Regions from separate parts of the Homo sapiens genome. Here region 2 is linked to region 1. The links are chromatin contacts, found by Hi-C or POLR2A ChIA-PET in ENCODE. All regions are on one chromosome and are shown on one strand. Each heading gives the region's core, a stretch centred on a gene start or an enhancer-like site at or near the end of the contact. The rest is flanking DNA. Distances are from core to core; before and after follow the strand shown.

The links. A loop is a pair of places that touch in the nucleus more often than their neighbours do. ChIA-PET counts read pairs that join two places held with the same protein, here RNA polymerase II (POLR2A). Pooled maps may share reads with other maps.
Region 2: a loop to region 1 is called in a pooled map, with 3 times the contacts of the local background. The contact joins the promoter of ETS2-AS1 here to the enhancer-like site in region 1. A Hi-C loop is called at or near these places in 5 of 168 maps with a recorded cell type or tissue (CD14-positive monocyte, aorta, heart left ventricle and 2 more) and 8 of 50 pooled maps. POLR2A ChIA-PET finds 5 or more read pairs at or near these places in 3 of 52 experiments (MCF 10A, PC-9 and common myeloid progenitor, CD34-positive).

What each region holds. Positions count from the first base shown.
Region 1 is chr21:39,003,240-39,006,947 of GRCh38, forward strand. It overlaps LINC02940 (long intergenic non-protein coding RNA 2940), which reads right to left. Exons shown (of 7, transcript XR_007067867.1): 3 at 2,421-3,545. Among named protein-coding and RNA genes, the nearest start is that of LINC02940, 14 kb to the right of the region's middle. Within about 2 kb of position 1,657, at least 26 of the 41 ENCODE cell types and tissues checked have a DNase peak (open chromatin) inside an H3K27ac peak, as active enhancers do; they include CD14-positive monocyte, heart left ventricle and prostate gland, where a contact is called at or near this core.
Region 2 is chr21:38,936,859-38,940,566 of GRCh38, forward strand. ETS2-AS1 (ETS2 antisense RNA 1) reads right to left here and starts at 1,571. Exons shown (of 4, transcript NR_120405.1): 1 at 952-1,571.

The DNA.
Region 1 (3,708 bases), core at 407-2,906:
GGTCGCACATACAGCATCGAAGCCCCAGTCCCAACCAGCTGGGCCAGGTGTGTGATGACATCACGGCTCTAATGACCCCGCCAGGTGACCAAAATCAACCTCGGGTCTGGGATAAAGAGTCACTGACATGATAAATACTGAAAGCCAAGCCGATAAGATGAAATGGGTGGGTGGTTTCCCTTAAAGAGTTACTGAAGGGTTGTCCAAGCCTTTGACAACCTTCATCAGATGAACAATTATTGGTTGCATGGTTGGTGCGAGCCAGGTGTGGATGCAAAGGTAAGCAACACGTTCCCTATCTAGGAGGAGGCAGAATAATTAAGATTTCTTGGGAATAAAATCTGACCCAGCTCCTAGCACCTGCTCAACAATCTTAGCTCTTTTATTTACATTTATTCAGTCTCAGATTTGCTCCCCGCTTCCTGTCCCCATCCCTCAGCTTTTTCTTTTAGAGCAAGCATCTAGTCCTTCTCTTGATACCAATGCAAATAGCCGAGACCCTTCCATTCATGTAAGACCCCATCTTCTTCCACTGCTAAAGAACTCTTGACTTAGTACAACATAAAAGACTTAAATTGTTTTCGGTTTATCTACATGAAGCCTGGCACTCTAAAATTTCCAAAGGATATGGAGTTGCTTTGTGACCTTTTGCAACTTCCTTTCTTTGCAAAACAAAAAAAGGTGTCCATCCTTCAAGCAGCCAGTTAGGTGGTTGATAAATATCCGAGTTCTAAGAAAGAGGATTACCAAGGGAAGAGATAACTTCTGCACCTCCTCACAAGAGTACAGTGTGCATGGGATCCTAATTTCTGAACCTGGGTCTTCCATTTCTAAGTCATTCTAATGGCAGATATTATGAAAATATTCTCACTCCCCCACATTGCTCAGAATCTTCTTGTCATCAGATAATGTCTCATAGAGGAAGGAGTCATTTTCTGGGAGCTCTAACCACAAAAAACATCTGGAGCCTTCTTAGAATCCAGGGTTAAAGGTCAGGGTGACTGGAACATTTGGGATGGTCACATCGTTCCTCTCCTAGCTTTACGTCAGGGAAACGTGGTACCACAGTGTGATTCGGTACCACAGTGTGATTCAGGGCTGCGTGTGACATCAACCTGCATGCTCTGGGGGCACGAGTGTGCCCTCATTAAAAACAAGCCCTCAAGAGATGAGAACCAATCTTTGGAGACACCAGCATTAAATGCCAGGAGCTTGGCCGTTGGCTGTAGGAATTTCCCAAACAGCAACATCTGTTACTAAGGAAACGACAATATCACTGCAATCCTCTAGCAGCTACTGTTTTACAGCACGGACCAGAGAGACAATAGTCTTGCACCTGCTCACTCACTCTGTCCTCCCAGCAGCCTTGCCAGGGATATGTGTATGACATCCTCAGCACACCCTCGGATGTGATATTGTGTGAATCAGCCCATTCCTCAGATGAGGAGACTGAGGCAGCTGGGAAGTGTACCCTGTTTGGGTCACATAGTGAGGGGCAGAGCTGTGACGACGAAGGTCTCCCACTCCAGCCCCCTCCGTAGAGCCCTGTCCACGGCATTCAGGCCAACTCTCACACCCGCTGAGTGGCTGTTTCTCAGAGTGTTTACATCGGTTTCCTCAGCTCTGCAGACCCGGCCTCCTCTACTTCCTCCCTTGCCTTTCTCTCTCCAGCACACGCTCACAAAGAGGAAAAAGGCCACCGCAGTAAGCCAAGCTGTCTGTCCAGCATGGACCATGGGCCGACACCACGCCAGGCCTCCTCTTGAACCTATTCCCTACAGAGGCCTTGCCAGCAGCCACAGAGCCTTGAGCAGGAAGCGGGCGGGGGGGGGGGGGAGGCGGGGGGCCCGGGGGGGCAGGGGGATTGGCAGGAGGGTGGGGGAGTGCCGAGGCTGGGCCATCACCCTGCCAGATGCTGGAAGGCACTTGCTTTTATGCTTTCAGAGGCAGGTCCCTGGAAGAAGGTCTCCCCAGCTGTATGCATTTCCTAGGGCTGCTATAAAAATGACCACAAACTAGGTGTTAATTCTTTTGTTCTTGAAACAACAGAAATTTATCCTTTCATAGTTCTGGAGGGCAGAAGTCTGGCAACAAGGCAGTGGCAGGGCCACGCTCCCCTGAAGGCTCAGGGAGGAACCTTCCCTGCCTGTCCCAGCCACCATCCTCGGCATTCTTTGGCCGTGGCTGCACCGCCCTCATCTCTGCCTCTAGCTTCACGCGGCCTTCTCCCTGTGTCTCTCTCCCCTTCCTAGAAGGAGAGCAGGCATTGGATTTGGGGCCACTCTAATTCACTATGACCTCATCTTGACTTAACATCTGCAAAGACCCTGCTTCTAAATAAAGCCACATTCTGAGGTTCTGGTTAGACATGAATTTGCGGGGGACATTACTCAATCCACTTAGCAATGTCGTGTACTCACCTCCTCTGCCAGGCCTCTCTGGCAAACAAGCAGGAGTCTACCTGTCACCTTCCAACTCAGGAAGGTGGGGCTTGGGTCCCAGCTTCCCGCTTCCTGCCCCCATCCCTCAGCTTTTTCTTTTAGTGCAAGCGTCTAGTCCTTCTGTTGATACCGACGCAAATAGCCAAGACCCTTCCATTCGTGTAAGACCCCATCTTCTTCCACCGCTAAAGAACTCTTGGCTTAGTAGAACATAAATGACTTAAATTGTTTTTGGTGTATTTACATGAGGCCCGGCACTCTAAAATTTCCAAAGGATATGGATTAGTGGATGGGATGGGGGGATGAAAGGACATCAAGTTTGACTCCATCCATACTTGGGGAACAACTGCAAAGTTTCCTGGGGGTCTATGTAGGCTGGAAAAGACATGGTCCCAAAGTTACACAGCCTTCATTTCTCAGAGATTCAGTCTTGCACAGAATGTCAGGCAACCAGTTTTCCAACTTCAGGTTTCTAAGTCGATTTCTTCTCAAGTTCTATGCATCTGTCTATTGGAAAGTCCTGCAGCTGGGGTCGGACGTCCCGGCTGAGCTTCAGGACTTTATCACATTGGGTGAGCCCATGGGTCCTCAGTCAGAGATTCCACGGTAACATATAGAGAGATGAGGGTAGAAACGTAGCTCACTGTGGCAACCCCATGACCACCAATGGGGACCGCCACAGTGAGAGTGCTTCCCAAGCTCCACGAGCCACCCAACCCTTCCTGGTCAGATCGGATCACCCCAAGTGACTGTTGAGATGCACTCAGTGGGTCAGAAAGGCAAGTGGGTGAGAGCAGATCACAGCCCTCCAAGAGCAACGTTCTCTAGGAAGGAATGATCCAGAGAACAGAGTGGGTGTCAGATGACTTGGGAGAGACACTGTTCCGTGTAGTTGAGGAGATTCAAGATTTAAACTTGAAGAGCTGAGTCAAGTATGAAATGGGGCTTCTGTTTTTCCACTGGGTTTATTCAAACAGTAGGTCCCCTGCTTCTTCCAGCCCTTTCTGTGGTCGAAAGACATCATCGGTCATGTACTTTCTGTTTCCTCTGTCCTGCTGGCCCCCAGGTTCCAGGGAATCCTTCTGCCCTCCAGCAAGATGACACCTGATGAAAAAAAAAGAATATCGAGTCAGTTCAAGCTGTGTGCATCTCCACAGCACAGCTAGCTGCCCCAGGGGACTGCTCAACTCACTTTGTACTTGAAACATTTCTTTTTTTAACCTAATCTAAATTTAGGAGCTAGCCAACAGAATAGAATAACAGGAAA
Region 2 (3,708 bases), core at 321-2,820, 66 kb before region 1:
CCCCCACATCGTTTCTCTGTCTCGTCTCAACCTCAGGTATCAAGGTTGTTTTGTTCCATATTTCACAGATGAGGAAGCAGGGACTCAAGGCCGGTGAATTTAACTCTGGTCATATGGCTGGCAGAGCAGGCCCTCAACTTGGGCTTGTCTGACCTGCTGCAGGAGCCCATGTCAGCCTGACTCTCCCACCTGGACACGAGTTCCCAAGGCACGTGTGGCATCAGAGGTCCTGCCAGTCAAAGCGTCGGATCTGTGCTTCCCCCCATCAGGCTGGTGCCACAGGAGGAAGGAAAGGGCAAACACCTCTTCCTGGGAGCAGGGGTCAGGTCAGCCTGAGGCGGCAGGAATTTTAGCAAATCCAAGTTTTCTCATGTCTGGACAGCACCTTGTAGCACCCACTCTGATGGTGCCAAGGCTCAGGCCGAAGCCAGTCCCATGAGTGTGGCCAGGGCTCTGCACCCATGGCAATCTCAGGCACGAAATATGCATAGCTGTGTGTGGTCAAGGTGGCCTGCCCTGGGATGTCAGGGCTCTGCACACATGCACACACACACAGACACACACACACACTCACTCACTTAACATGATGCATCTCTTTGAATCCTCACAACAACCTTTGCTATGAATTGGTGATTCCAAACCACCCCACTGTACAGATGAGTGCACTGAGGCTCTGTGGGCTAAAGTCTCCTATCTGAACAATCAGCTCATGACGGCAGAGCTGACATTCCTCTCCCATGAAGAAACCACAGGCTTCTCACACCAACCCCAAGACAGGAACATCAAGGACACACCTCAAGTCTACGCAGGTCCCAAGACTCTCTTCCAATCGCCATGCATTTCTGTCTATTTGTCAGGGAGCTGGTCTTTACTGTCTTCATCAAAGGTAAGGAGGTAAGGGTAAGAGGTTACTGTTGCATGTAAATACATCTGGAAGAGCCTTCCACCCACCTTATTGCAAAATAGAGACTGTGGGAGGGAACAGGCCTCTGCAGTCCCCCCCTGTTGCCTTTGCTCATGTGAGCAGAGGCTCCCCTCTCTCCACGTAGACACAGGTGTTCATCAGGGCTCAGGGATACTTCAAGGAGCACAGGCAGGCTCTTGTATCCTCTTCTGGGTGCTTGGTGCAGGGCACAGCCTGTGCAACTGTACATAGCAGCCCTGCGATGAAAGAGGAGACCAGCCTTGGGTGCTGTGGGCTGGAAGCAGCTTTTGCTCTGTCTGGTTTTGCCAAATCTGGTGCCAGGCTCAGAGCAGGGAGAGAGACACAGTCAGCCTACTTCCAGCACTGGCAGCACATCTGTCCAAAGAGAAACATGTCTTTTCCTAGCACAACCAGCAGCACCAGAAGCACCTCTCCTAATCTGTCAACCGTCTCTCTGTTTTTCTCCTCTCTCTCTCTGCCTCCTCCCTTCTTCCCCCTCCATCTATCTCTGTGACTTTGTCTCTCTCCATCCCTCTCCCCTCCTCTTTCTGTCTCTGTGACTTTGCCTCTCTCTCTCTATCACTCTCTCTGTGTCAGTGTCTCCCTCTGGGTCTCTGGGTCTCTGTCCCTCCCCAGTAGGTTCTATTTAGATTTGTTGTGACAAATTGATGTCATATTCACATAGATGGCATTTTAAAACCACAGAGGTCTTCAGAGCCAGAGCTTCATTCACACTGCAGGCCAGGGACACTGTTGCCATGGTAACATGACTCTCCACTTCCTGCCTTACCCGGGCTCCCGCATTCAGCATCACCTTCATCTCCCTCAGCAACACCACAGATGATTAAATAAAGCACTTTAATTAACTCGGATTTGGTGTGGGGTCTTCATCATCGCTGCTGGGAACAAGCGTTTGTAAACCCTCGGGGCTACATGTGCCCCTCTCCGAGGCAGTCTGTGAACCCACACTGGCCACTTCTCACAATTTGGGCTATAGGAAATTTATATCCAAGTAGCACTTGATGAGATTCTAAGGTAATAGCCACAAGCCACCTCCTTCACAAGGCGTGAGCTTCCTTCGTCTGCCGAGACACATTAACTTCATGTAAATTATAATGTCTTTGAGACGAAAATGTCTTAGTCTGTTCAGGCTGCTATCACAAAATACCATAGGTGACTTATGAACAACAGAAATGTATTTTCTGCAGTTCTAGAGGCTGGAAGTCTGAGATTAAGGCGCTGGCGGAGTCAGTTCTGGTGAGGGAGGCTTCCTCTCCGATGGCCTCTGCTCACCCTAACTTCACATGGGAAGGGGTGAGGGGTCTCTCTGGGGTCTCTTTCATGGGATCACTAATCCCGGTCATGAGGGTTCTCCCCTCACCACCTAGTCATCTCCGAAAGGCTCCACCTCCTAATATCATCACCCTGGGGGTGTGGATTTCAGCATATGAATTTTATGGGGACACAGATATTCAGATCATTGCAAAAATCAATGCATTATTAGGCATGGCCAGGGAGAATCGACTGTGGATCTTTTAGATAAAGGGGCTCTGGTGCTGGGGTGACAGACCTGCCTTCCTGGTTTTCACCCTAGAAGCAGGCAGGAAGGAGAAGGAATGAAGGGAAGGGGGAAGGAATGACGCAGGCAGGGGCCTCTAAACCTGGATCCAGGAACTTAAAGGGTAAAAATTACATTTTTATTTTCGCTAGCCTTTAACTGAAATGTATCATTTCCTTTCAATAGGTACCTAGGCAACAAGCACAGTGGCGTGTTAGCATCCTTGTGACTTTGACACCAGTAAAAATCACTGGATCATCTCATTCCATGTTATGCCTGTCCACCACTTATGCCCATCACTGCTTCAAAATTCCCAGGTTATTAGTACCACCTCCGAGGCTTGTTATAGATCTGGTTATGGTATATTAATAGCACATGTGTTGCTACCTCATTCATTGTTTTATAATGGTATCTTAATCTTAATGTAAGTGGTTTCCTTTATAACCTGTGTGTTTTATTTTGTGCATTCAAAAATCTGATTCTGAAAATTGGCCCACAGGTTTCACAGACTGCCAAAGAGGTCCGGGGGCATAAATGGCTCCAGAAAAAAAAAATCTAGTATTATTAATATGGTCCATTATTATTGGTGTTATTGCCATTCATAGGTGTTAGACATTGGCCCCTCAATAAAAAGGATATGTATCTATATCGATCAATCAATCAGATAGATATAAAATTCTGAAGATATTTATAGAAGATATACAGGTATCTATATCTACCTGTAGATATGGATAATTTGTTTGCCAAGAAAATTGAGGATTTCAACATTTATTTATCTCTATTTTTTTTTCCATTGAAGTCCTCAAAAGTGATGCCAATATGACATGTGGAAGTGAGAACTTGGGAAGCTGGCCTGGGATTTCTAGTGGGAAAAAGTATATTTTAAAAATTAAGGGCCGGGTGCGGTGGCTCATGCCTGTAATCCCAGCACTTTGGGAGGCTGGGGGACAGATCACCTGAGGTTGGGAGTTCGAGACCAGCCTGGCCAACATGGAGAAACCCTGTCTCTACTAAAAATACAAAATTAGCTGGGCACAGTGGTGCATGCCTGTAATCCCAGCTACTCATGAGGCTGAGGCAGGAAAATCGCTTGAACCCGGGAGGCGGAGGTTGCAGTGAGCCGAGATCACGCCATTGCACTCCAGCCTGGGCAATAAGAGTTAGATTCTGTCTCAAAAATAAAAACAAAAATAAAAAATAATAATAATAAGACCCAAGGCATGAG